5 separate regions of the Homo sapiens genome follow, and all the other regions are linked to region 1. Evidence: chromatin loops called from intact Hi-C (ENCODE). Cell type or tissue: IMR-90. All regions are shown on one strand. Links, peaks and the distances in the headings refer to the core of each region. The heading gives the core; the rest is flanking DNA.

Region 1 (6,140 bases), core at 2,141-6,140:
TACAAGATTTTTTTAAATTCCAGCAATAATTAAGGGAAACACTGTTTTTACATGAATGATGAACAAATATATGTGTGTGTGTGTGTGTGTGTATAATGACAAAGATATTCTCATCTATCACAGATAATTAGTAAAGAAACTGAAAATCATACACATTTCCAGTTAGGGATCCTAATTTTTCCCCATCACTGCTATATAAATTGAACAGGCATTAGGCTTATTTAATAGTTTTTATACATCAGCAACTTCAGAAAAGCCACACTGCCGAATTTAAGAAACAGTCAATTCATAACTCATTATAAATATTTAAAGAGCATTAAATATGGAGGCAGATATGGTCCCAAAAATAATATTCCAGATATTGTGATAGATGACATAATATAATGTTTAGTCCCATACTTTCTAAAATCAGGGCTTCTCAAACTTTTCCATTGAAACTGCCCCTCTTGACAAAATATCCTAATAAAAAGGCTGAGAGGGAACATATATCCCCTATCCCCAGGAATAAGAAAGCAGAACCTCCAAATACTCCACTATTCTAAACTTCTCATGCTTAATCTTAAAAATTCATGCTCTAAGAAGACATGCCATATTTATTCTATGACTTTGCATCATGTACTCTCAGTGCTACAAGTTACCAACTTTGAGAAGCACTCACTTAAACCAATGTATGCCTATCTGAAAAACATTTTCCTACATTATGCTAATGGAACAATTTCATTGTATAATGCTGGAGGCATATAAGAATGAAAACTGACATTTGTTGAGTACTAAGTATGTAAAAGGCATTACATTAGGTTTTTGTATATATAAAATCTCAATTTTCAAAATGTAAATATTATCATGCCCACTGTAAGGAAGGAACTGAGGCACAAGGAGATTAAAATAGCTATCCCGGCAGGGCACAGTGGCTCATGCCTGTAATCCCAGCGCTCTGGGAGGCCGAGGTGGCCAAATCACGAGGTCAGGAGATTGAAACCATCCTGGCTAACATGGTGAAACCCCATCTCTACTAAAAATACAAATACAAAAAAAAAATCAGCTGGGTGTGGTGGCACACGCCTATAGTCCCAGTTACTCGGGAGGCTGAGGCAGGAGAATCGCTTGAACCCGGGAGGCAGAGGTTGCAGTGAGCTGAGATCACACCACTGCACTCCAGCCTGGGTGACAGAGCGAGACTCTGTCTTTAAAAAATAAATAAATAAATAAAAGCTATCCCATGGCAATATAGCTAATAAGGTTGGCTACTTTGTATCCAGGTCTCTATTACATTACATCCTCATCAAAATTTTACTTTTACAGAAATCTCAGACTCTGACTGGTGTTTTTAACTTACTTTTCAAGAATTTAATGATGCTATGCTGAGCCCAACAGTCACTATTGTCTAACAAGAAACTCTTCCCTTGTGTCAGAGCTGTGAATCAACAAAGGGGAATGTAAGACTGTTTTTATTTAAAATACACCAAAATCCAGCCTCTAAATTGAACCAATTCTTAGGTTCAAGTAAGATTTGGCATTGTAAAAAGTTAGGATATAAATTTCATATACAAATCATAGATCTAATCTAAAAGAACAGCATGAGATGACAGAACACATGAGCAGAAGTTATTAATACTTAGCAAATCTTAAATCTCATTAGCTTCCATCACTTGTTGCATGAATGTCCTTGAGGTTTTTTGCCTCTCTGGGACTTATGTTCACCATATCAAGAGATGGGCTAGCAGATTTTTAAGTTCCTTTCCATTCATAAGGTTTTATCTCTTTATAATTTTGCTGCTCACTCATCTCAATTTCTATACTTGAGTTTCCATGTCTCACAGCTAGTACCTTTATATTAGCATATTTCTAAGCAATTAATTTTCTTACTCTACATTTCTATCAATATTGGTACTTTCTTCTTAAAATGCTCCCTCAGTCATTGCTTCTGGATAATTTTCATTTTATAATTACATATTGAACACAACAGCCCAATAAAAGCTGCTGCCTAAGTTCACTCTGAGCTGTGTCGGCAAACTGTTTATGATGTCAGCTGCTACTTCAGTGTATTTGTTTTTTAAAACAGTTTGGTGATTTGACATTGGTACTTAAGCTTAAATTATACTGTGTTTTAAATTTACATATTTAAGTACATTAAAAGCCACAGGTAAACTATGTTACTAACCATCTTCCAGTCTGATTTGCAATCTGTTCTTCTAATTTCTGTAGCTCCGATGTATAGGCCATTAGTCGAGCATTGCACACCATGAGATTCTTAACTGCATGTAAAACTTGATCTTTCTGAGTGCTCAGAGAAAGGAGTTTCCATATTCCTTCTCGCATTCGAATTTCTAAGTCTATTTTTTCTTGAATGTTGCAGTCCTAAAAAAAAAATGCATCTTGAAAATATAGCAAAAACCCAAAATTACATCTTAACCCATAATAGATCGAAAATAGGTATCATAATTGTATACCATATTGAGAAAGCAACAAAGTTTTAATATATGTAGTGTAAAAATAGCTATTTTAAAATGCTCTTTGCAATTCTAAACTTCTTGCTTCATTAGGAAGTCTTTACAATCTAAAGAAACGGAATAAACGAACATAAACAAAGGTGAGAAACATTATGTGTTCTTATAACTATACGAAGTTTAATAGCATCCCTCCAAAATTTATGTCCATCCAGAACCTCAGAATGTAGCCTTATTTGGATACAGGGTTTTGCAGATGTAATTAGGTAAAATGAGAACATACTGGATTAGAGTGGGTCCTAAATCTAATGACTAGTGTCCTTAAAGAAAGGTCCCATGAAGACACAGTCACATACAGAGAGAATGACATGTGAAGACAGAGACTAATATGTCTATAAGCCAAAAAAATACCAAGGATTGATGGCAACAATCAGAAGCTGGAAAAGGCAAGAAAGGAATTCTTTCCTAGGGCCTGCAGAGGAGCATGACCCTGCCAATTCCTTGATTTCAGACGTCTGGCCTCCATAAGTTTGAGAATAAATTTCTCTTGTTTTCAGCCACTCAGTCTTGGTCATTTGTTATAGCAGCCTTAGAAAACATACAATAACTAATGTGAACAATATATCACACATATATATTATATACATTGTATTAAGAGATGGCAGTGTGGTTGATGACAGTGAATTAACCAAGAAAAACATTCTGAAAAAAGCAGATACTGAGTAAAGGAGCCAAGGTTTAGTAGCAGGGAGGAAACAGGCTATTTGTAACAGTAGGCAGTGTAAATACAATCTCAGAAGCAAGAGAGTGAAAGCGCTGTACACTGAAAATGTCAGAAGCCTTAGCTATCTGGAACAGAGCTTTAGAATACAATTCTGGACATACCATTTATTTTAGTTTTAGGGTTCACCATGAAACTACTAAGTATTTTATTGCTGAAAGTCTTTTATTCCATATAATTATCTTTTAATGGCCTGATTCTACATATAAGTTTCACACGCAACATTAAAATTCTACAAACTGAATGTACAGTTCTGATTTAATTCACAATGACTTTATAAAAATTATAAATCAAAGGTACTCTTTATTATATCACAAACATGTAATGTTTCTGGTATGTCTATTTCTAAAACATAAAGTGACCATCCTAGTTTCTATGGCAAAAAAATAAAGACTATAATTTACCTTCTGAATGGATCAAAATGTAAATTTAAAAATGTAAATGAAATCTAATACCAAAAGGTCTATACAACCTTTTCAAAAAGAAAAGATGAAAGTTAGGAGAGCTAATAGTTTTTGAAGACTACCCCAAAAGACAAACTACAGTAGATGATTTAACTTGACTATCCAAATCAATCAACTGTACTATTTACACACAGAAAACAGCTGTTTAATTACCTTCTGTAATTACATCATGTAATCACCACATAAAAACCTTCTCATATAGTGTTGTAACTCAAAACTGGTGTACTATATAAATGTAGTCATTTGCTGGTTTTCCTTCATTACACATGACTGAATTTCAACAACTCCATTTCATCTTTTTATGACTTACTAGCCCCAAAGTAAATTCTTCTTCAATGTAATTAGCAATTAATTATAAGAATTATCTATGTGACCCATATGTCTATAGAAATAAACTCTGGCAGACTGACTATATTGGGGAGTGCACATAGGGAGCAACCTAAAGCTGGGATGAATAGCTTTACCCCACAACTCAAATATAAACAAATACCATCTGGTGCCACTAAATTCAACTTTAGTTTTAAATGATACAATGAAACAGGCAGTTGAACTAGCACAGTGGTTCTCAAAGCTGGCTGCATATTAGAATCATCTGAGGCAGAGAGGAAGGGCCTTATAGAAGTACCTAAACCTGTGACCTACCCCAAACCAATCAGGCTCTCTGGAGGTGGGGCTTGAGCATTTTTTTTTTTTTTTACAGTTCCTCTGGTGATTCAATGGTCAGCTAGGGTAGAGAAGCACAGCTGGACTATTTGAAATTCCACAGCAATCTTGAAACTTGCAACAACCTTAAAGAACCAGCAGGTGGCTACAGCCACATTAAGGAATCAGTTTGTGTTTCTATCACATAAATGAAGAGTATCTTCTCACCATCACTTATAATGAAGACTCCATAAAACTATAGAAGCTTGGGAAATAGTAGAGAAAGAAAATGTAAAGTCAGGATTAAAAAAAAAATGTACGTGTAAAAAGTTTGAAGATGATGTAAGATTAAAGTACTATTTATTAAGGAAATGAGGTGTATCTAACAGATACTACTATTAAGATTTTTTCCTTTAGAGCAAGGGTCAGAAAACTATGGCCTGGCTGGGACCTGGTTTTGTAAATAAAGTTACACTGGAGCACAGACACACTCATTCATATTGTCTATGGCTCCTTTAAGCTACAAGGGCAGAGTTGAGCAACTTCAACAGAGACTGAGTGGCCTGCAAAGCTGAAAATACTTACTGTTTGCCCCTTTATAGAAATAGTTTACTGACCCATAATCCAGCCAAATTAACATACACAGTAAACTATAATCTTACCTCCCTCGCTGAGGCAGGTCTCAGGCAAATGTCAGTTAAGTGGATCCCAGAAGGCTAACATAAGCAGGATGAATTGTTAAGTGTACATATGGTTTTCAATGTATTCTGAGCTGTTGGTTTTTTTTTTTTTCTTAAGGCTACTGTTTTAGCCAGTTTTGTATTTCCCATGCAACTTCTTTTAGTACACATCTACATTTTACATGCAGAAAAAGCCTCTCTGGTTAAGCAGTGCTAGCTCTAGCAAGGAAGGGTTTATGGAACCAAAACTCTTTAGAGTTGTCTTTAGTTACTAAGGGTATACAATGCATCAGGGGTAAGGGTTCATGTCTAGTGCTATCCCCAGCAAGAATAATGATCATGTAATAAGGGTACCGATTGGGCATTCAATAGTGATGTTTATTAACCTCAAAGAAGATGAGTAGGGAATGGAAAATCATCAGTGTCGCTCCCTCAGCCATAATGGCTTGGCCAGGTAGAGTCAAGGCTGATTAGGACCAAAGACAAAAGCTGGTCTCTCTGTAACCATTCCTTTTAGGATTGTTTGAATGCCAGTCTCCAGGAACAGCAGAGAATGAGGTAAGGCCATCATACTCTTATTTCTTTTCCAATTTTCTGAGTAAGGGCTTGCCTCTAATCAAGTCAAACAGAAGCCTGTGTCACTGTCCTGACGCTATAAGTAGTTAAAGTCAGGCTGATAAAAATATATGGACAAGGCTATGAATGAAATAGGAGCATACCTTAAAAACAGAAATTTAGGTTAAGTAGGAAACAGAAACCTACTAGGTTTTAAGAGCTAGCCTAGCATGAAGGAAGTGCAAAGAAAATGGCTTTATTGTTGGTATTAAAAACTGACTAAAAAAACCTGAAGTTGAACTCCCGGTAAGACAACCGCAGTAATCAAGACAGAAACTATGATTCACCTAATGGATATAGTTAAGCCATGTTAACAAAGACCAAGGTGAAGAAGAAAAGAGTAAATACAGTACGTTCTCATTTTGCTAAAAGAAACTGTGTGGATTTTAAGAATTGTTTATGTACAGAAAAAAGTCTGGAAATTGTTAACAGCGGCCATTCTGGGGAATGGAACTGGAGACCGAATTCTTAAATTCATGTTTCTGTATATGTTGACTTTTCTGCAATGAGA
Region 2 (4,000 bases), core at 1-4,000, 120 kb after region 1:
ATTAGCGTTAAGGGCCAACAAGAGTAGAGATGGGCCATGCCTTAAGACGTGCAGTTGTTGCAGATTCAGGCCTGTGGTGCCGGAAAGAGAGCGCAGGAGCCGACTCCATGCTATGGGTTTGCAGCCAAGCTCCCTGTGCTCGGAGGTGGTCGACTCCTGCTTTGGGATTTGCCTTGTGGTTGACGTTATGGTCTGTCTGAGGTGCTCTGTGATCAATAGCTAGACTATTTTTAGCTGGAGGTATTTTTACCGTTTCATATTCCTCTGAAGAGGTTCATAAATCAGTCATGTAAAGTGAAATTTAAATAAGTTGGTAGAGCTTCGCCTTTGGGAGGAGAAGCTGATGTTAAAGTGTTTAAGAATAGAAGAGAGGCATCAGTTTTAGATCCCACCCCCTACTCCTGTAGGAGGTACCCGTAGGTTACTCATTGGTTTTATGCCCCAGTACTTGTCTGGAAAAAGGAAAAAAGAAACTTAAGGATCTCTGTGTTGGTTAATGATTTTCGAGTAGAGATATAGTTGCACATTTCATGCATTCAGCAGAAATGCATTAATCCTGTATTGTGTGCTGGGCTCAGGTTAGGTACAGGGGGTACTTGCAGACAGTGAAGGAGCACACAAGGTCCCTGAACTCACTGATTTTATGGTCAAATGGGGAAATGGCACACTGGTTCATTGTGATGTGCATGGTGATAAGGTACAAACTTCTGTGGAAAACACAGTAGGCCATGTCATGTACACCTGGGCATGTGTCTGAGAATACTCCCTGGCAAGAGAGTCTGAGGTTAGAGGAATAGTTAATTGATAATTAATTGTGGGGGCTTGGGAAGAGGAGGAGGAATGACCCTGGCAGAGGGAACAGCATATCCAAAAGTAAGTGTGGCTCAGTGCAAAAATGAAGGAAGTTAAAATAGACATAAGAAATGGTTTGTTGATAGTAGATTATAATACATGATAGGATCAACGTGTTGTCACTCATTAAAATGCATAGTTCAATGCCTGTGCAAAATTGCAGTGAGCACCACAGTGCGTGAACGCATATTTCCATTACTCTCTGCACATGCTTCTAGGGTGTATTGGTCACATGATAGCATGTCTTTGATTTTTCTGAATTAACCTGTCTTTAACCCATCTCAGAAGAAGTAACTGAGAGGATTCCATCTGTAAAAAATGAAATAATATTATCTATTTTTCAGACCATATGGTCATCCTGTAAATTAATGAACGCATGTGTGAATGGATATAACTGAAGGTTTGGCTCTCTGGAAAGGGCTTTTTCCCTCATTGCTCCTCTTCTACTGTGTTGGTTTCTGGATACCTATCCATCTGACAGATTTCCAGATCTGGAAATCATTCTGCATAATAATGAGCTTCAAGGTCAGTTTCTTATATTGTACTGGTATTTTTTTTTTTAGTGTCAAATATTGCTTTAAATAAGCATGTTTTCTACTGAAGCCTAAAACCTCTGATTTAATAATATTTGGCCTTTTTTTTTTTTTTTAAATAAAGAAGAAGTCGAAGATGGGGCCGGAAGTGGCTTAGAACCAGTTAAATTTCCCCAACACTGGTCTGCACCCACACCCTGATTGAGTTTCACTCAGGTTGGCCCTTATCTTCTCATCTGGCCTTCCAGCTTTCACACTGTATTCTGAGTCACAGGGTTGAGAACCAGAAATAAAACCACACAAGTCTTCTACTGTTCTGTCCGATAGCATCATATTATTCTTCTTCTTAGTCACTTTTAACTAGCTTTGTAATTACGTGTTTATTTCGGTATTTCCTTCTTTCATTGTTTGACTCTCTCACTACATGTATCCATTATATGCTAACGTAAATAACATATTTTTATGAAAAATAACTGTTTTCCCAAAAATAATTTAGTGAAAAGAGCGGTATTGTTTTAAAAGTTTATGTGTGGCTTCATAGAAGGCAGCTGGACTTTGGTAGTTCCACATTCAGTCTGTTGCAAATTTGTTGTTTTGGTTGAAACAGATGAAGAAAATCTAGTCTCCCACAGATACATAGTAGGAAATGGAGGGGTATTTTAATAGCCTTCTCAGATAATCATGGATATTTTGCTTTGATGCTGTGCCAAATGTGACAGTTGGTAGTTTCTTAAAGAGTCATTGCAATGTGGGATCTGAAACCATATCAGTGAACATTTTGTACTTTCTTACGTTGAAATCTATTGGTCTGTCTTGCACTTTGAATGGATATTTTATTGTTTGGAGTGTAATTATGAAAGAGGTTACAAATGCAATGTGTTTAACCCCTTTTCTTTTCCATTCAGAAAAACCCCAAGATTCTTTGGGGAAATAAGAGGTGGTTCTGGATATTCATCCAGACTGAACAGGATGTGAATGAACGGTGGATCTGAGATGTACACACATGATATTCCACAATTAGTCACTTGGTTTTGATCCCTTTTTCATCTAACAAAGATACCCTACACAATCTCAGTATGATGAACTTCTCCAGTCTTTCTCTTGTGTTTAACCTGTCTTTTAAAACAAAATCATAGGATACCATCAAGCTTGTTTTAACTGTTTTTTTCCACCCTAGTTGATGTAATACATCTACAAACTGAAATTAGGTTAGCAGTTTGTGCCAGGTTGGTTGAAAAATACAGAAGGTATTAACTTCTCAGCTTCAGGGCACAAGATAATTGGTTGAGAGAAGTTAGAAAAAAGATCCTTCTTTTCTGTGACATGGCATAACATTCCAGGAGCGTATTAAAATTAATATTAAAAATTAATATCAGCATTAATATTAATTTTTAAAAGTTTCATGTAGAAACAGTGGCAAAATATGTGATTGAAAAATACAGCCACAATCATAAAAGGTGTTGCATTCAAATTTGTTCTCTTGCTTTTGTGATGCTAATCCCCTGAGATTAAGCCATCAAATGTTGCTGTCTTCGCATATGCTAGACTGTATAGCATGAAAGCCCTGGAATGGTAAATGTGCACAGAGATAAATGACAGGAAAAAAATATACTGGATATTGACAGTAGTTGCTTCTGAGTGGTGGGATTTTGGGTCATTTTTAGTTTCTTCCTTGTCCTTTATAAACATTAATTACAACAAATACTTATTCAATATTGTGTGTCAAACACAAATGTGTTGAGTGCTGGACTTAGAACAGAGAACAAAAGCTGATTCTGTCCCTGCCCAGTTGAATCCTCCAAAAGGTCAATTTTTATATTTTCCTTAATATATGTGAACCATTTCCATAATAAGATGTAGGAAATATTGACCGAAATGAATTTTTAAAAATGGTACTTTTTTTTTTAACTTTTGGTTGTTTGCCCTGTAAGTACAGTTTGGAGACAGTTGCATCATTCAGTTATCCTAAATATCTCCCAGGAAATCTCTACAACAGGCTTGTAGAAATTTGGATTCTCAGACTCCAAATGAATTGAAGCCTTAATGTTGGAAATAAGAAGTAGTAACCATTTTCCTGTGGTGTATTTCCAGAATACTCCATCCCAAAGGACCTAAACCATAAGCAAGAACCATGAAAGGGCTGGGGATGCATTCACATGGGCCCGCCACTCGTTTGCTGCTAGTTAAAGTTTGTGGCTCATGTAGGAAGCAGATCAAAGTGAATGACGGTAGAGCTTAAAAATTGGCTTGTGTTCATGGCCTGAATAATGAAGACCTTGAAAAGTACACATCTTCTATTGAGGGCTAATATGGAAACATCTGGAAATAAACTTGAAACTTGACGATGAAAAAAATTCTTTTCCAGAAGGACTCTTATTTCTTGTGTGTGGATATTTCTTAGCTACTGAAAGATGATGGAATTATTATGGAATTAGGGTTTATGTTTGATCCTGGTTGGGAAACTAGAAAAAACAGGGGCTGGTATCACTAGCATTTCTTTGAGTGAATCATTATTAGAGCCAGCCTGTTGTCTGTTTTTATACATATGTAATTCCCAAAGTTTTGTAAGGATGTGTGATTCTATAGGAAGTGTCAGAAAAGTTTCAGTATGGCCA
Region 3 (6,231 bases), core at 1-4,000, 330 kb after region 1:
CTGTGAGTCAATTAAACCTCTTTCCTTTATAAATTACCCAGTCTCAGGTATTTCTTCATAGCAGTGTGAGAGCGGACTAATATACAGTGCCATCCAGAACCTCCATTAGACTCTGCACAAGTTTGGTGGCTATTGAAATACTAGAATTCTGAGACCCAGATTCTTAGGGGAGAAAATCACTTGGTAGGTGAGAAAATCATAGTCACAGTTTAAGCATCACTTTATAATGACCAGTATCCATGAGTTGGATGCTGGGATGACATGGAAAGGCAGCATCCTGGTGCCACAGCCGCCCTCACACTAATGAGCATTCATCTGTGCACAGTGCAAGACTGTTTGCGCCAAGGCTATGATTAGATGAGTGGAACTTTTTCCTGTTCTCACAGAATTGTCCCAAACAGCAAGTGCTCAGTACCCCTCCTTCTAAAGACAGTGGCTTAAATTTGGAACCAGACACATCCCCTCCAGTTATTAAATATCCCTGGAAACAGCCCTTCTGTTATCAACTACACTCACACACACACACCCGACCCCTGCAGTCTGTTCCTTATGGGAAGAGTTGTAGGAAAGGGAGAGAGAATCAACAAGGGTCTGAGCTCAGCCCTGCAATAATCTGAGGGTTTTGCTACCAAAGCCTTGTAGGGGCAGCATCTATGTGAGAGGCCATTCCCTTGACTCCACTAGATTCACCTAAGGTGTTATTAGAGGACAGGAAATGGAATTAAAGAGACCACAATTAATTATGGTGATCAGAAAAAATACTATCATTTTATGTTAATCCATTATAAGAATTAAGATGGACCAATAAACTGGTTACAGTCATAAATCTGTCATTTCACATTTTTTTACATCCATATCATATACTATCTAAATAACACCCCTGAACCAATTCAAATGCAATTTTATATTTATTTACCTATTTTTTATTGAGGTAAGAACACTTAGCAAGTGATCTATCCTCTTAACAAACTTTTATGTGTATAATACTGTATTGTCAGCTATACCAAATGAAATTTTTGCTCAGAACAGTATGCAGTAACCTTTTTTTTTTTTTTTTTTTTTTTTTTTTTTTTTTTTTTGAGACAGAGTCTTACCACTCCGTCACCCAGGCTGGAGTGCAGTGGTGCCATCACAGCTTACTGCAGCCTGCACCCCTCTGGCTCAAGCAACTCTCTCACCTCAGCCCTCTGAGTAGCTGGGACTACAGGCATGCACCACCACACCCAGCTCATTTTTGTGTTTTTTGTAGAGACTGATTTTTGCCATGTTGCTCAGGCTGGTCTCGAACTCCTGGGCTCAAGTGATCCATCTGCTTTGGCCTACCAAAGGGCTGGGATTACAGACGTGAAACATCGCACCAGGCCAACATGCAGTAACCTCTTTAACATTAATCATTAGGGCCTCCCTGATCTCTTTCCCCTTAACAAAGCCTCTCCTGGGTTCCTTCATTTATACCTAGGTATAAATGACTTAAAAAGCTAATATTAATGCTTTGAGCATTCAGAGGATTGCAAAGATTCACTAGACCTGTCTAATTGCTTTGGAATCCCTAATTATAGGCACTTACTGACTTCCCCATGGTCATTTCCAACCTAGAGGGCAGTCAGCAAGTCTGAGTAATGCCTGTCAGAGCCACTGGGTGGCACTGGCAGGCTGAGATGTGGGCAAGAGGGAGGAAGAAAGAAAGGAAAGGAGGCCAGGAGAGAGTCAAGGAGGAAGAGGAGGCAAGAGAGGGAGAGAGATTTTTTTAAAACAAGGGAGAGAGAAAGAAAGCAGAGAAAGAAAGACTAGGCCGCAGGGAACTGCTTTGCATGGCCTTGTATAGCCTCTGTGGTTACCAGTGACACAGACCTACAGTTTAATTCAGTACTTCCCAGCTGGGAGCTGAGTGTGCCGTACTCATCTGCCTATTCCCACTACCTAGCAGGGTGCCTGGCTCTCGGCTGATGCTCTGGGTCTGTGGACTGATGGAATGAATGCTGCTGCCCCTCTAGGAAGCGGTCCTCAAATGGAAAGCTTGAGGCAGTGTGGTCTGAATGCTCCATCCTAATGTTTTGGGATGACTTAGTTGAAAATTCAAGAGGCAATGCCTTATGAGGAAGCAAGGTAGGAATATTGGCACACACAGAGGTTAAGATTTTCCAAGGGTCAATTCATTCTGTCAAGAACTAATAGTAAATATTTCAGTCTTAGCAAGTCACACAGCCTCTGTTACAACTACTGACAGAGAGCCACTGACAATATGTAAATGGTTGGTGTGGCCGTGTGCCAATAAAATTTTCAAAAACTGACAGTAGGTCAAATTTGGCCTGTGGATTGCTAACCCTCCGTGGCTTGAGTTCTAAGATAATCTTTCTGATTTCTCTCACCTTGCTCTTTCATCCTCTGATTCAATACCACTCTTTTGGTACACGACTATTTGCTTATTGGTTTCTCTCAGAATCTGTGTGGACTGCTTGATCTTGCACTGTAAACTCCTTGAGAAATTCTGAGTGCCCGTAGATGACTTCAAGCACCATCAGTATTCCTGTCTGATCATGTTCAAGTGCTGTCCAGGGAGTACTCATAGAGAAGGTCCTTAGCTTTGAGGGTCTCATTATATGTGTCTTCTGAAGATTCCACAAAGGCCTAGATTTAGCCACAAAGATGATTGATGCCAAGTTGTAGAACACGAAGTCTTGGGAAAATTATACAGTTCTGCATACAGTGAACTAGATTCATACCAGCTTGAGAAAGGTCAGTTCCAGCTCAAACCATGAAGTGGCTGAAATTTGTCTTTGGAGCCTTCCAGCCACACATCCTCCACTCCTTCTCCTCCAGTACTCAGTGACCTGTTTCCCTTACCCACTCTCACTCCCATCAGTGCCTTGCTTCTTCACTTTACTAAAATGAAAACGACTAATGGCAGATTAAAATCTGCCATCCCGTTGAGGTATGCTCACATTTTCATAAGGTTGAGAGCATTTTAAGAAAGGGACACAGGACTAATGATGGGATTTTGTACCTCCTGGTGGTGACTTTGACCTAAAAGTACATTCTACTTTAACCATGTCAGTAGGAAAATCCAGGAGAAGTATTGTGAGTAGGGCCACTGGGAACAGCCCCATGCCTCTGCACAATTCCATAGATTAGGACGTGAATGGTGCATTTTGGAGCTGTGCAACACAGCGGTGGCCCACGTAGTGGGTTCTCTTGTGTGTGTGTGTCAGTATCTAAGAGAGAGAGACTAGTGCTCTCAAGGAATAAGCAACTGAAATGTGGACTTATATTTTTGAGTTTTCTTTCTAGGACAATGAAGGAAATGGACATAGTTGATATTTTTGCATGACAAATAGAATTAAACAACCTGGAAGAGATGAAAATGTGTGTCCTTCAGAGAAAACGTTACTCACATAGGTGATCATGACTAGGTGTGTTAGAGGCCTCTTATGTGCTTCCAGATCTCTGTAGCAGCACCTCCAGATGCTACAGCAGAAACCAGTTTCTTTATGGTTTGGAGGAGCCTCCTGCAGGTGCAATGAGACAGCTCTATGGTGATACTTCTCAATGCCTCTTTGACCTCCAAGTGGAAGGTTCATTTCCGGACTCATATGTGGGTAACATGGAAATGTGGAGCCCCCTTTACCAATAGGGGATAGAATCCAATGGATAAATCTTCCTTCTGCCCTCCATGCAGATGGTTCTGGGACCATGTTTTATAAGACTTTTCATATGGCCCTGTGGGGAGCAAGCACCAGTCGCCCATACCAGGGTCCAGTTCTCAAAAGAATCCTGGTGTTGACTCTCCTCTTGTTCAGAGGCAAAGTTGCATGCTAGTTGAAACATTATACTCTTCAATCACAGTCCTCAGAGCACTTTCACTGTGTGCAAAGCATTTTTATATACAAGATCTCAAAGACAAAGTTAATCTGCGATGCCCTTCATTTCCCTTCTCAACTACTCACTCTCGACCTAGGTGTCAGCATCCTCTATTACTCCCGGGCACACTCCCACCGCCACCCACCCACCCCATGGCCAATTTCTCTGTTATGAACATGGACAGTTCCCACCCTACTCAATGCCTCTTTCCAGCTGGGATTGGCCCACTGGCAGCCCCCTACTAAGGGAATCAGATCAGTCCAAGGCAACATCTGGCCCAAGGGTGGCCCATGCATGGGCTAGTTATAGCTTGTTGTGTGGCCCATTAGGTGGCCAGGTGAGAAGGGCTTTCCCCAGCTGGGTTGATATCATTAGCTAGCATAAGTACTCTGGCAGGTTTTTGAAGGTATATTAAAGATTAGTTAGTAGATGGTGAGAGTGGAGCAGAGCAGATATGCAGACAGCAGCAGATTCAACATGAGAGGGAGACCGTGCAGGCCAGAGAGCTTGGGCCTGAGGCTTCTTTAGAGCAACACCAGCTTCTGAATCACTTTGAAACTCCTGGTTCAGTCTGTGTTTCCTTAGCGTAACTGCTCTACAATAGCTCCTTTTCCTTTTTATGGTGGACCAAGTGGTTGTCTCAGCTTTCTTATAACCAGAAAACCTTGAGAAGTTGGTGCCCTAGGCCCTACCTTCTCCCATCAAGACCCTATCTTCCTCCAGGCCAGTAATAAGCAATGATGTACTGCTAGGTGTCAGCCCTCCATAGACAGGGACTCTCTGGAGGTAGTGTCTTACCTCAAAGAGGTGATACAAAGGCCCGGGGGAAGGCCAGCAAGTGAGAGATTTGAGGGTTTAGTGAGGATAGTTCCAGTGCCCCTTAGATAGGGTCCATAGGTCCAGCCCTATGGGAAGAATTAGATTCTGGAGCAAATGATAGCATCTATTCACATCTGGCAATTCTTCTACTTTGGAATGTGCTTTCCACAGAGGGCTGAGTTTGTGGCTTCTCGGCAGTCTCGCCAGTGACTAACATCCATGGTATAGGGAGTCTACATCCTGAATTTTATGGGATTGTCCAGATTTTAAACTATGCCATTCCAGGGTTATTATAAATCATTTATTTATCCCAGAAGTTTCAATGTTTGGTAAATAGTTTCAAAATAATTCACACTAGTGGGCATTACAGTAAGGATGCACATGGATTTGAAAGATGGGATTGCTGCTGGCTGAAGAAATATTAATGATTCATTGAGACAACAGATTTGCCATGTGTCTGAAGCTGGCTAAATTCAATCTCCCACTTCATAATTTGAAATACATTCAAAAGCATTGGAGTTATTACAGAATTTTACTTTACTGTGAAAATGTATACAAAGCAAAGGAGAAAAAAAATAGAGCCTTAAAGAGATCTTGCAATAGGAAAATCCCTTTTAGAAGAAATGTGACAACTCGAAAGTAACATTTTGTGGCTGATATATTATATTTCATCAATTTTAAGATGGACATTTACTTAGAATTTTACATCTCTGAAATTCGGATGTATCTTTTTTCAATTGGTCATACTATATATTCTAATTGAAAACATTTTTTATTTCCTAGTCATATATAAATAATTGGTGCACTTTACAATTAATGGCATCTTAGATTCAATAATATACAGTAATAGTGTAGTAAATGTTGTTCAAAGTAGAAAATTGGACAATACTTCTTATATTAGATAAACACAAGCTGGATCTCAGCCCTATAGCTTTCAGTGTTAAATTGGAGAAATTTATTATAAATATGTCTTTAAATATTTATAAATGTCATATTTATTATAAATGTGTCTTTGAATACTTATAAATGTCTTTAAATTTAATTTATTTAAATATTTATTATAAATATGTCTTTAAATACAGTTTTTAGCAAATCATATATAATTCTGTAAAACACAGTTTAGATTCCAAGCATTTAGACTTCCCCTCTAATTTCCACCTTGCGAAACCTACTTTTTTATGAATATGAGTAATGAAAAGGTAATTATTTTCCAGAAGTTCAAGGTATTGGGCACAATATTATTACCTCACAATTATAATAGATTTGTTTACCATTAGTATAAAAAAGTTGCCTCAAAAAATAAACAGGTGCAGCAAACCACCATGGCACATGTATACCTATGTAAAAAACCTGCACATTCTGCACACATATCCTGGAACTTAAAGTAAAATAAAAAATAAATAAATAAAAACAAACAATAAAAAGTTGCTTCTATCATAGTAAGCTACATCATAACGGTAACACCAGAGAACTAGCATAAGAATAGACATATAGAACAACGGAAGAAAATTGATAATCCACAAACATATTCTTACGCTTATGGTCAACTGATTT
Region 4 (6,317 bases), core at 1,433-5,432, 110 kb after region 1:
CCATAACCCAGCACATAGAATTATTGTGACAAATCCTGTCATAATAAATTTTCCTAGTACGCACTAACCTTGTCCAGGAGTGTCAGGGAAGACCTCCTCAGAGAGGGCATACTTGGGATGAGCTCTGAGGGATGAGTAGGCATTACCAGATAAAGAGGCCCTAGAGACGGGAAAAAGCAGGGCTCTTAAGTAAAGGGATGCCAAGGTGGCTAGAACTGAGTGTACAAGGTCCTCCCTACCTCACAGGTGTTCAAAGATTAAATGAGGTAATTGGTGGTATACACAAGTGACACTTTGAGAACCACTTAAGGTCCTAAATGCCTGTTGACCAAGTTGAATTTCCCACAATACTCAGCTTTAGGCCCTGCACAGAATAACCTCTCCATAATTATTTGATAATATTTTATATTTTTAGGGTGAGAAAAGGACTTTGAAAATCTCCATCCTCTCATTTAACAGGGGAGGAACTTAGGACCAAAAAAGAAGTAGCAGCTGTCTAAGAAATGGGAGGAGCTGGCTGGGCGCGGTAGCTCACGCCTGTGATCCCAGCACTTTGGGAGGCCGAGGCCGGTAGATCACCTGAGGTCAGGAGTTCAAGACCAGCCTGGCCAACACGGCAAAACCCCGTCTCTACTGAAAATACAAAAATTGGCCGGGTGGTGGCAGGGACCTGTAATCCCAGCTACTAGGGAGGCTGAGGCAGGAGAATCGCTTGAACCCAAGAGGCAGAGGTTGCAGTGAGCTGATATCGCGCCACTACAGCCTGGGAGACAGAGTGAGACTCCGTCTCAAAAAAAAAAAAAAAAAAAAAAAAGGGGCGGGGGGGAAGGGAGGACCAGAGCATGCTTTTGTTATGTTTTGCCATGAAGGCAGTGGGTGTAAGAGGTTAACCTGCAGGCACCTCACAAGATGACGGAGATAACTTGGCACTCCAATGAGTGTATCTTTCAGACTTTAAGATTTTGTACTAAATAAATTGATTCTTGGAATAGTCTTGAGAGCGAGTCAAAAAGTAACTTCAATGAGATATAATATTTTCAAAGCAAACACACCCCAGCACAATAGCCTATCTCCATTTACGTAGAAGTTAGTACATATTAATTCCTCTTCTCCTTCCTGCTTTTTAAATGTGTGTAGGCCCCTTTTTTATGGAATTAATAATAATTATAAATGAAGTAGCAACAACGATAACAGCTGACTTTATCAGTGTGTGTCCCTGTCAGGCAGGGTTTTTACCTCCATCATCATAGCACATTCGATCCACCGCTATATTAAGAGGTAGGTCTTGATTATCTTCATTTCATAGATGAGGAATTGAAGGAACAGAAAAGTCTAGTTACTTGACCCAGGCCCTAGAACCAGGATTTGAATCAAGTCTGATGCCAGAGCTTGGGATCTTCATTGCATTTGATGTGATAATTCATTTGTGAAAAAACAAAGCAATTCATTTGTTTTCATTTGTCAAAAACAAAACAAAATTTCAACTAAGATAACTGTTGAGCTCTTTACCGTTAAAATAAAATCGGGTGTTGAAATGAGTAACAGCAAGCCTTGAGAAAAGACACCCTGAGAAGTCAAGAGGATGCATTAACTGTCTACAGATGAACAGAATCTCTTCTCTTCTTTGAACAAGAAAACCCAGCAGTAACTTTTATCTAGGTTTCACATTTCAGGAGTTACAGTAGGGGTAAACCAAAACAGGTTAAAAAAAAAAAAAAAAAAAAAAAAAAGCAAAAGCCCAGCAAGCTGAGACATCAGAGTCCTTCAGAAGGAATGATTTGCCGTCTTCTCTTCAGGACATCCCCTCTTTAGGAGGACAAATTTTTTCTCCAGGGAAAGGGGCGTCCGCCTCAGAAATGGGGGTGTAGGTGAGGGATCTTGTTGCTTTAACTGTTTGTTCATTAATCCCTGCACTTTACTAGATTTAGTTCTGCCTGTTAACGTAGCCTCAGGACACTTGGCTAGGAAGGCTGGAGTGTACTCTCTGGGTTAGTTATTTTGGGACATTCTCGCCCTGCTGCTTGGGATGAAGAGGTCCTAATTAAATACCCGGACCTTCCAACGGGTAGATTTTCAAAGAAGATGCCCAGCTATGCTGCATCCTCATCCACACTCTCCCGCTCCCCCCAAACTAGTGCAAAAAAGCTTGCCAGGGCCTGCAGAAAGCGCCGCGACTGCGAGGCTGACACGCGTCTTTCCTTCCCTCCCCCGGGGAATGATCCCAGCATCTCTCGCAGTGATGTCAGTGTAATCCTGAGTCGGATCGGGCTCCCGGCTGGGTGGCGGGGGGGCAGATGATGCTCCCGCCAGCTGGGCAGAGCAAGGGTGTTCCCCGCGGAGGTGGCAGCCCTGGGCCGCGGCGTTCCGGAACCCCCGCACCCACGGCGCGGTGCCCCACGGTGCCCGCGAGCGCCGCCCCCGCTGGCTAGCCGCGCCTCGCTCCGCCCTGGACGCCGCCGGTCCCGGCGCGGAGGTGCGGCGGGGAGTGGGAGCCGGCCCGGCTCAGTCTGATTTACGGCTCTGCTGAAAACCGCTTCGCTCCCGCAGCATCAGCACCGGAGGCGGCGGCTGCAGCAGCAGCAGCAACAAGTCGGGTAAGAGGCGGCCGCCGGCCATCTGCGCCCGCGGCTCGGCGGAGGGGACCTGCCGGGGTGGCCGGGGCTGGGGAGGGGGTCCCCGAGCCCGCAGCATGGCGGGGAGTTGGGAGAGCCGGCTTCCCGGCCCCCACCAGCAGGAACTCATGTGCACACGAATCCACTCTGGCACCCGTGGGCTGGCACGCAGCGGAGAGGGGGCGGGGAGAGCTGGGACCCCGGGGCAGGGTCATTGCCAGCCTGCCCTTCTCTGGCAGAGTCACTTAGGGCTCTTCATCAGCCCAGTGGACTGGGTTTCCTCTGGGCCCATAAAAGCCTGCGTGCTCTGGAGTGTGTGATTACCCATTTCCCCATCCAAAATGCCACCCTTTTCCCATTGCCCCCTTAGAATCCTGACTTCCCCTTTCCTTACCTCTTGTCAGCGTCTTTGGCCCTATGCTGAGCCAGGGTTTGCATCTCGTTCCCAGAAAACCAGTGGTTAAACATCCCGGTGTACCCATCACAGGAAGAGGTTCCCCTCTCTGGGGGCCGGGGGCTTCACCTAGAAGCCTTGCCTGCCTCGCTGCCTGGGGACCATTTGCACCTCTGCTTTTGAAGAGGTTGAGGACACTTTTCACCCAAAGACCCCAGCTGGGCTCCCTCATTTCGGGTCCAATGCTTGTTACATTTAAGTAGAAACCTTTCATGGAGGAATAGAAGATATGCACTGCTTGCAGAATTGGGTTGCCAACAGTCATCTGTTGCTAGGGTGAAGATAATGCATTCCTACAAGGAAACCAGAACTTCCTGTTATTAAGAGAGTATGCTGATACCTACCTGGTTCACACACTGACCATCCCTAGAGGTTGTCATATAAAATAGCATCTGAGACAAGACAAATCCGTCCAGAACACTCTATTATAATAAAAATCTTGGCCATGGCCCCACTTATGCCAAATGGTATTTGACACATTGGGTCCCCAGGTTTCAGTGAAACTCACGTATGGGGTCTGTTATTGTTACGATTAGCACTTTGGTTTATGTCATCACAGCAATACCTGAAGGAAAAAAAGGCAAAAATTTCAGGGTGAAAAATTTTCAGCTGATTGCAGGCTTAATGCCACTGTGCATAGCTTGAGTAATCTTTCCTGTACTTGAGGATAGGTCCTGAGCTTGCTGTCTTAGGACCCATTTTGACAATTCATGTGAGTTTTCATATGTTCTTGTGTTCACGCATCTCGGATTGTATCCTTAAAATGGGGCACGGTTTTGCATTTAGTGTGCCAAATTCAGGAGGGGAGGAAACTTGAATTCCACTTCTGGATCTACCACTTTCCATCTGACCTTGGATTAATGGCTTTACTTCCTTGCTTCAGTGTTCTCTTCTGTGGAGAGGGAATGTTACCCACCTTTTTGATTCTAGGTAGGAGTTGGCAAACTTTTTCTGTAAAGGTAGTAAATATTTTAGCTTTTAGGAGCATAGAGTCTCTGTCTCAGTTACTCACCACTGCCATTGTGGTTTACAATAAATAATACAGAAATTGATACGGCAGCAGTAAATAATGCAGAAATTGATGTGGATGGATTTGGCCCATGGGCTGTAGGTTTTAAGTGCAACATAAAATATTATGTGCAAAAGTCACTTGAAACCAAAAAGCCTCTGCTGTCATGGAGATGAGCAGCAATCATTTTAGTAGTGTGTTTTTCAGCCGACTTGTAAACTACCTATTTCCCCCCTCCCAGGACTTTTAGAGTAATGCAACAGAAGGCTTTTGAGGAAAGCAGATATCCCTGGCAGGAGTCCTTTGAGAATGTTGCTGTGTGCCTGCCATTACGCTGCCCGAGGTGTGGAGACCATACCAGATTTAGAAGCTTGTCATCCTTGAGGGCCCATCTGGAGTTCAGTCACAGCTACGAAGAAAGAACCCTCTTGACAAAATGCAGTCTCTTTCCATCCCTCAAAGACACAGACCTAGTCACTTCCTCAGAACTCCTGAAACCGGGAAAATTGCAGAGCAGTGGCAACGTGGTAAAGCAGAAACCGAGCTATGTTAACTTGTACAGCATTTCACATGAACATTCCAAGGACAGGAAGCCATTTGAGGTGGTGGCAGAGAGGCCTGTGTCCTATGTGCAGACCTACACTGCCATGGACCTCCATGCAGACTCGCTGGATGGGACACGGTCGGGTCCTGGACTGCCCACCTCAGACACCAAAGCTTCTTTCGAGGCACATGTCAGAGAAAAATTCAATCGAATGGTTGAGGCTGTGGATAGGACCATTGAGAAGAGAATTGATAAACTCACCAAAGAGTTGGCCCAGAAAACTGCGGAACTGTTGGAAGTTCGGGCAGCTTTTGTGCAGCTGACTCAGAAAAAGCAGGAAGTTCAGAGACGAGAGCGGGCCTTAAACAGACAGGTGGACGTGGCCGTGGAAATGATAGCTGTACTGAGGCAACGCCTGACGGAATCTGAGGAGGAGCTTCTTAGGAAAGAAGAGTAAGTGTTGCTGACAGGGGATGCTAACCCCATTGCTTTAAGCAGCACCCCAATCGCCTTACAAGCAAATGCTAAGCAAGGTTGATTTTTGCTATTTGCAGGTGCCTTGACTGCATTTCTTATTGATATAGTTGAACCAGGAGGAACAAGGCTTTGATATCATTTACCCTCTGTGTGCACGGTCTGCAACCTAGCAGCATTAAAGTCAAATATCTAATTCCTTCTCAACTGGGAATTTGTAAACCACAGACTATGCTTTTAGAGAGAAGACTAGCACAGCCTAGCCATGGTGGGATCCATTCCTAGCACCAAATGGCGTGCAAGGGTGAGTTGAATGGGAAGGCAGAAAGGGTGAGCTAAGTGAGCTGTTCATTCTTGACAGTCTCCGTATTATAAAGTCAATGCAAGATGCTGTCTTAAGTTCAAAAACATTCCTCCAGTATAAATAAGTTTGGTTTATTTGCCATTTTGTATTATCTGCCCAGGTTAATTAAATGTTAGTAGCTGAGAATCCATTTAATTTAATTTATATTTGGGAGAAGCAGACATTAGGGCACCCAGAGGAAAGACTTTCTGATATTGCTATACTTCTATGATTTAAGTTTGAGACTTGACTTTTTGGCAAATGATGTATTTTTTTTTGTTATATTTAAGTTTTGCCCACTTGCAAAGAGTTGAGATTGGTTTTCACAAGTTATAGATCATAGAAGCTATTGCTTGAGAAATCATCATACTTAGAGAAGCATTTCTTTATCAGTAAGTATAGATTTAACCCAAACTAGAAAAGTGTACATTACAAGTCAGTGTATTTCCCAAATGCAGAATGTCAGATTTCATTTTAAATAGAGGTTTAGAAATTCATGGAATCAAAGGACATTAAAATTGATGGAGTAAAACATCCTAAAAGGTAGGTTTCCAAATAATTTGAGTTCTATTATAGAGATTGATTTAATTTCATCTTTTCTTTGCCCTCTGGCACTCTTCTATTTTGTGTTGTCTCTTAAAATGTAATAATTAGAACTTCCTGAGACACTCCATAGATTAAAGAGATCATTACTTGCTATCACTTAAATGCTTACGTTCTACCTTGAGGGGAAGCCTAGACATTTTTTGTTCAGGCGAGACATTTTTTAAATTACGTAGTTAGGATGGATTTGAATCAGCCTCTGACTTACTTTGCTCCTAGGGAAATAATCTCTAATGAAAAATGTTTCCCTTTTGGTTTCTGGTGTTTCCTGGTGGGAA
Region 5 (6,317 bases), core at 1,282-5,281, 820 kb after region 1:
TGGAGGAAATTTTGATAAGATGCAAGATATTTGCATAGTCCTATTACTTGCAAGAGAGAGAGGGGAAAAAGTAATTAGATAGTGGGGAAATCAGGCTGCCTTGACCAGTGTATCAAAGTTAACATCATGGATGAGAGAGAGATGGACATTGCAGGCCTCCTGATGGGATGTCCTAAAAGGACACATCACCGATGCGGTAATCTGCTAAGGAATGTAGTACCTCAATCTAGCACCAGGAAACACCACACAAATACAAAATTAGAAATGTTACATTTATAAAAGGGGGACAAACTATGTTCTTTTTAAAATGTCATAAAAGACAAGGGAAGGTTGTAGGATTTGTTCCAGATTGAAGGAGGCTAAAGAATTCTGACAACTAATTGCAATGCTTATTCCTAGACTGGATCCACTGGAGAGAAAAATATACTATGAAGGACATTACTAGATTACTAATAAAATTGGAATATGGATGGTAGATAGGATAAAAGCGTTATATCAGTGTAAATGTAAGAAGAAAACAGCCATATTGTAGTCATTCGTAGGAAATAAACACAGAAGAACTTAGGGGTAACAGGACATGATGTTTGTAATTTACCATTAAATAGTACAGAAAAAAATACAGAGGGCCGGGCATGGTGGCTCATGCCTGTAATCCCAGCACTTTGGGAGGCCAAGGGAGACAGATGACTTGAGGCCAGGAGTTTGAGACCAGGCTGGCCAACATGGTGAAATCCGGCCTCTACTAAAAATACAAAAATGAGCCAGGCGTGGTGGTGGTGCGTGCCTGTAATCCCAGCTACTCGGGAGGCTGAGGTAGGAGAATTGCTTTAACCTGGGATGTGGAGGTTGCAGTGAGCTGAGATCATGCCACTGCACTCCAGCCTGGGCAACAGAGCAAGACTCTGTCTTAAAAAAAAGAAAAGAGAAAGAAAAAGAAAGAAAGAAGGAAAGAAAGAAAGAAAGAAAGAAAGAAAGAAAGAAAGAAAGAAAGAAAGAAAGAAAGAAAGAAAGAAAGAGAGGGAGGGAGGGAGGGAGGGAGGGGGGAGGGAGGGAGGGAGGAAGGAAGGAAAGAAAGAAAGATGAAAGAAAGAAAGAGAAGGAGCAAGAGACCAAAGAGTTCAGATGACAAAGTAAGTGGGGTAAATGCTAACAATAGGTCAATTCTGTTAAAAGGTATAGGAATGTTCCTTATAACTATCTTTACTTCTACAACTTTTTTGTAAGTTTGAAACTATTTCCAAATAAAAAGCTTAAAAAAAGAAATGCTTTGACATTGAGTAGTTCTAGGGACAAAGGAATAAAGGTAGATGATTTCATCCAATGCTTTATTATTATCTTTTAATTATAATTGAAAATTAATTATTTCACTTATTTGAATGTAAATCTTAAGATATTGAAAGTGCCACTTTAGATGTTGCACACTTCTGTTGGGTCATCAGTATTCTAGGCCAGGGTCATGGAGCTGGTAGATAGAGTCAACAGATCCTCTAGCCTACAACAAAAATTCCCTGGCCACATGCACATTGACCCCACCCACATTTATCAGTGTCAAATCCCACATTACAGCCCCCTCCTCACAACAGATCCTCCCACTGAATATATTTTTAGAATTCTCTCCAAGCCCAAATGTGAATAATAAAGGAAAACAGATTACAATTTGGATCCCAGAGCCTGACAACTTAAGCCTATTGCAGAGTCTTCTTGGACTCTGTCTTTTGTGCCCACTCTAATTTCCATAATACAAATTCAATTCACATTTTTCAATAAAGCTGCTCCCCTTTAAAAAATGTGCATTCTTAATCTTTGCAATCTGTACATCTAACAAAGGACTAATATCCAAATCTACAAGGAACTCAAACAAATCAGGAAGAAAAAAACAATCCCATCAAAAAGTGGGCTAAGGACATGAATAGACAATTCTCAAAAGAATTTATACAAATGGTCAGCAAACATATGAAAAGATGGTCAACATCACTAATGATAAGAGAAATGCAAATCAAAACCGTAATGCAACACCACCTTACTCCTACAAGAATGGCCTTAATAAAAAAAAAAAATAGTAGATGTTGGCATGGATGTGGTGAAAAGGAAGCACTTTTACACTGCTGGTGGGAAGGTAAACTAGTAAAACCACTATGGAAAACAGTGTGGAGATTCCTTAAAGAACTAAAAGTAGAATTACCATTTGATCCAGCAAGCCCACTACTGGATATCTACCAAAAGGAAAATAAGTAATTACACAAAAAAGATACTTACACACGCATGTTTATAGCAGCACAATTCGCAATTGCAAAAATATGGAACCAGCCCAAATGTCCATCAGTCAACAAGTGGATAAAGAAAATATGGTGTATATATATATACCATGGAATACTACTCAGCTATAAAAAGGAACAAAATAATGCCATTCAAAGCAATCTGGATGGAATTGGAGACCATTATTCTAAGTGAAGTAACTCAGGAATGGAAAACCAAACATCGTATGTTCTCACTCATAAATAGGAGCTAAGTTCTGAGGACACAAAGAATGATACAATGGACTTTGGGGACTTGGGGGAAAGGGTGGGAGTGGGGTGAGGTATAAAACACTACACATTGGGCTGGGTGTGGTGGCTCACACCTGTAATCCCAGCACTTTGAAAGACCGAGGCGGGTAGATTACCTGAGGTCGGGAGTTCGAGACCAGCCTGATCCACATGGAGAAACCCTGTCTCTACTAAAAATACAAAATTAGCCGGGTGTGGTGGTGCATGCCTGTAATCCCATCCACTCAGGAGGCTGAAGTAGGAGAATCGCTTGAACCCGGGAGGCAGAGGTTGCAGTGAGCAGAGATCGGGCCATTGCACTCCAGCTTGGGCAACAAGAGCGAAACTCCATCTCAAAAAACAAACAAAAAAAAAGAATACACACTGGGTACAGTGTACACTGCTCAGGTGATAGTTGCACCAAAATCTCAGAAATCTCCACTAAAGAACTTATTCATGTAACCAAACACCACCTGTTCCCAAAAAACCTATTGAAATATATATATATTTTTTTAAATAATAGGCTGGGCACAGTGGCTCATGCCTGTAATCCTAGCTCTTTGGGAGGCCGAGGCGGGTGGATCACGAGGTCAAGGGTTTGAGACCACCCTGGCAAACATGGTGAAACCTTGTCTCTACTACAAATACAAAAAATTAGCCGGGCGTGGTGGCGGGCGCCGGTCATCCCAGCTACTCGGGAGGCTGAGGCAGGAGAATTGTTTGAACCCAGGGGCGGAGGTTGCAGTGAGCGGAGATCGCGCCATTGCACTCCAGCCTGGGCAACAAGAGCGAAACTCTGTGTCAAAATACTAACAACTAATGATAATAATAATAATACAGAACAATGGGGGAAAAATGTGCTTTCTTTAGCCCCAGTGGCATTTTTAAAAACAATTTAACCTAAACCATTTGTATTAGGAGAAAGTTTTCTGAGTAGTCAACATTGCAGAAATAGAAAATCAGTATTTTACCTAAAATGAATGTGAAAAGTTTATTAAATACTTAGAAGTACTTATTACCCAAAATACTTCATTCTAATTTATCAAAATGCTCTATAGAAGTGATTGCAGAACTTGTTCTTACAAACTGAACCCACACTCGGCCAGCTGGCAGAAGTACTCGAAAATATCCACGAATGCTGGTCACTGAAGACACCTAGAGGACGTATTTAGAAACTACACAAAAACAGGACAGCAAATGTTCAACAGCTCCTATTACTGTCGTTGTGTTTAAAGAGCATTTGCTCAGGACACCCTGTGGGAGGAGGGGAGCGGAGTGGGGAATCAGGCCTTTAGTGCCAAAAACTGGAAAATCAGATTCTTGGCACATGCCAGAGTAATTTTCACAATGTGCTACATTAGTTCCATAAGAGCATGTTCTGTGATAGTCCTGTTGCTATAGATAAGAATGTGTGTCTCACTGGCTAAAAAAGAACATCATTGAAAACCTATATTGTGATTGACAGTGGTCAAAGATGCCAGGAAAATCTTTGCTCTGTCCTAGTTCCTTATTTGCTTTCCTGTTGCTCAGTCCTATTTGCACCCATGATTGTGGAAATTTTAAAAAGTTATTTCTAGGTCATTAAAAACTCTCCTTTGACTTTCCAAAAGCCCCAGTTATGGTCTACCCTTTGGTAGAAAGGAGAGATGACTCATCTTGTCCCCTTTGGCCCATGAACCTCCCAGTCTTCTTTCCAATTAATAGCAGGCTGGTGCGAAAGAGTGTTTTGTTCCTGCTTTAGGAACCTAAATTTTACAATCTGGGTGAACAGAAATATGCAATGACAGCAAATGTAACAATCATTTAAAACACAGCTACAACTCTCACAAGAATGACTATTTTTAACACTAAATTCCATGGCCCAGAAAGAAGTTTAAATATTTTAAGCAATATTTATTACAACAAGAATGCAAGCTGTGTCTAGCCATCCTTGATAATGGAATTTAACCAGGGCCCTCCTGTGGAGTATCATACTACTTTATGAGAAAATTCCCTTTTCCTATGTTACAGAGGGATCAGACCATGTATGTATAAAGAGTATTACTTCAGGAACATCTGCTTTATTGACCAATTATTGATTTAAAATATTTGAGCTTTCTTTATAAGAACTATTTGAAAACTTTAGCTTAAAAGTTTTCATCTCTTTTGTCGGGGTAGGGATCAGAGAACAGAAAGAAGTTGCTTCCCAGTGTCTGGAAGTACTTACCAATGACAAACTCGAATCTGAGGTTACATTTTTATGTCCAGACAGGGTGTGGCTGGACATGGAACAGGGGAAAATGTGCATTTGGCAATTTTCAACTTCTTTTTCAAGGAGGAAAACAATGTATAAGACTGGTTAGTTTCTGGCTGGGTGCAGTGGCTCACGTCTGTAATTCCAGCACTTTGGGAGGCCAAGGTGGGAGGATCACTTGAAGCTAGGAGTTCGGGACCAGCCTAGGCAACATAGTGTGACCCCACCTCTGCAAAAATAAATTTACTGGGCGTGGTGGTGTGCGCCTGTAGTTCTAGCTACTCGAGAGGCTGAAGTGGGAGGATTGCTTGGGTTTGGGAGGTTGAGCCTGCAGTGAGCCATGATTGTGCCATTGCACTCCAGTCTAGGCAACAGAAAGAGACCTTCTCTCCAAAAAATAAAATAGTTTCACCAAGGTTAAAAGGAACATTTGCTAATATACATGGGGATGGCATTATTGCTCAATCTTTATTGAACACCTACATGAAATGGGCAGTATTAAATGATATGAATAATTATGATTTCCATACATAACATGTTTCAGTCTGGGGCTTGAGTAGCAAAATTCATTTAAATCCATGTAAAAATAAGCACAATGGAATCTTTTTAGATGGTTAATTAAGTTCATATGATGTTAAAAGATTTTGAATTAAACTGAAAGCAAGTCACTATTACTGTGATATTTAGTAAGAAAGCAGAAATCCAGGAGACTCATAAAAAGTGGAAAAAACAAAGGCCTAATTCAAAAGATATAAGCTGGGGTAATTTTTTTTCTCTCTTAAGAAGTAGGGCTGGGCGCAGTGGCTCACGCCTGTAATCCCAGCACTTTGGGAGGCCAAGGTGGGTGGATCGCCTGAGGTCAGGAGTTCAAGACCAGCCTCACCAACATGGTGAAACCCCATCTTTACTAAAAATACAAAATTAGCCAGGCATGGTGGCGAATGCCTGTAATCCCAGCTACTCCAGAGCCTGAGGCAGAAGAATCGCTTGAACCCAGGACAGGGAAGTTGCAGTGAGCTGAGTTCACACCACTGCACTGCAGCCTGGGTGACAGAGCAAGACTCTGTCTCAAAGAAAAAAAAGAAGTATCCCGCACATCTAGGGCATCTAAGATAACAAATGCTGTTTTTTTTATTTTTAGTAGTCCAAGGGATTTTCTCTATTTTAATTGTTTTAATTTTTAAATACATAATAGACCCACATGAGTTCAAATTTTTGGAAGAAGAAGATACGGCTATAAAAAGTTTTCCTCCCACTTCTGTCCCTTAGCAACCAGTTTCCTGACTCAGAAACAACCAGTCTTATTAGTTTTTTTAATGTATTCTTTATTTTATACATAAACAAACAACACACACACACACCTTCTTTCTCTTGCTTTTTGTGCCCTTGTGAGCATTCTAAACGTTGTATTCTGTGCCTTGCTTTTTCCACTTAATATCTGTGCAAGCATATAGTACATATACCTCTCTCACTCTTTAATTCTTTTCTTTATCTTCTTTTAGAAATGGTGTCTCACTCTGTTGCCCTGACTGGATTCAAACTCCTAGGCTTAAGTGATC

The links. A loop is a pair of places that touch in the nucleus more often than their neighbours do. Peaks named below come from ENCODE experiments on the same cell type or tissue, not always from the same donor. Only the 100,000 strongest peaks of a DNase experiment are listed, where the experiment ranks them.
Region 2: it touches region 1 in a loop (5-fold over the local background); 22 of 110 quality-filtered maps call a loop at or near these places.
Region 3: a loop joins it to region 1, with 6 times the contacts of the local background. A loop is called at or near these places in 4 of 110 quality-filtered maps.
Region 4: a loop joins it to region 1, with 4 times the contacts of the local background. A loop is called at or near these places in 19 of 110 quality-filtered maps.
Region 5: it touches region 1 in a loop (11-fold over the local background); 10 of 110 quality-filtered maps call a loop at or near these places.

What each region holds. Positions count from the first base shown.
Region 1 is chr10:62,260,464-62,266,603 of GRCh38, forward strand. It overlaps RTKN2 (rhotekin 2), which reads right to left. Exons shown (of 12, transcript NM_145307.4): 2 at 2,162-2,358. The region is part of intron 1 of LINC02621 (long intergenic non-protein coding RNA 2621); the gene reads left to right. Among named protein-coding and RNA genes, the nearest start is that of LINC02621, 4.4 kb to the left of the region's middle. RefSeq lists an enhancer at 4,161-4,662. In IMR-90, for the core only: a CTCF peak has its summit at 4,487 (motif pointing right); a DNase peak (open chromatin) is centred at 4,418; H3K27ac peaks cover 134 bases.
Region 2 is chr10:62,382,622-62,386,621 of GRCh38, forward strand. The region is part of intron 2 of ZNF365 (zinc finger protein 365); the gene reads left to right. Among named protein-coding and RNA genes, the nearest start is that of ZNF365, 10 kb to the left of the region's middle. RefSeq lists an enhancer at 995-2,194. In IMR-90, for the core only: no CTCF peak of the experiment used is centred there; a DNase peak (open chromatin) is centred at 1,650.
Region 3 is chr10:62,592,563-62,598,793 of GRCh38, forward strand. No RefSeq gene overlaps it. Among named protein-coding and RNA genes, the nearest start is that of ADO, 210 kb to the right of the region's middle. In IMR-90, for the core only: a CTCF peak has its summit at 1,644 (motif pointing right); no DNase peak of the experiment used is centred there.
Region 4 is chr10:62,371,865-62,378,181 of GRCh38, forward strand. It overlaps ZNF365 (zinc finger protein 365), which reads left to right and starts at 2,505. Exons shown (of 5, transcript NM_014951.3): 1 at 2,505-2,594; 2 at 4,317-5,072. The coding sequence starts at 4,330. It overlaps LOC283045 (a long non-coding RNA gene), which reads right to left and starts at 3,263. Exons shown (of 4, transcript NR_104162.1): 1 at 3,007-3,263. In IMR-90, for the core only: no CTCF peak of the experiment used is centred there; no DNase peak of the experiment used is centred there; H3K4me3 peaks cover 1,050 bases.
Region 5 is chr10:63,080,407-63,086,723 of GRCh38, forward strand. No RefSeq gene overlaps it. Among named protein-coding and RNA genes, the nearest start is that of NRBF2, 50 kb to the right of the region's middle. In IMR-90, for the core only: a CTCF peak has its summit at 3,672; a DNase peak (open chromatin) is centred at 3,675.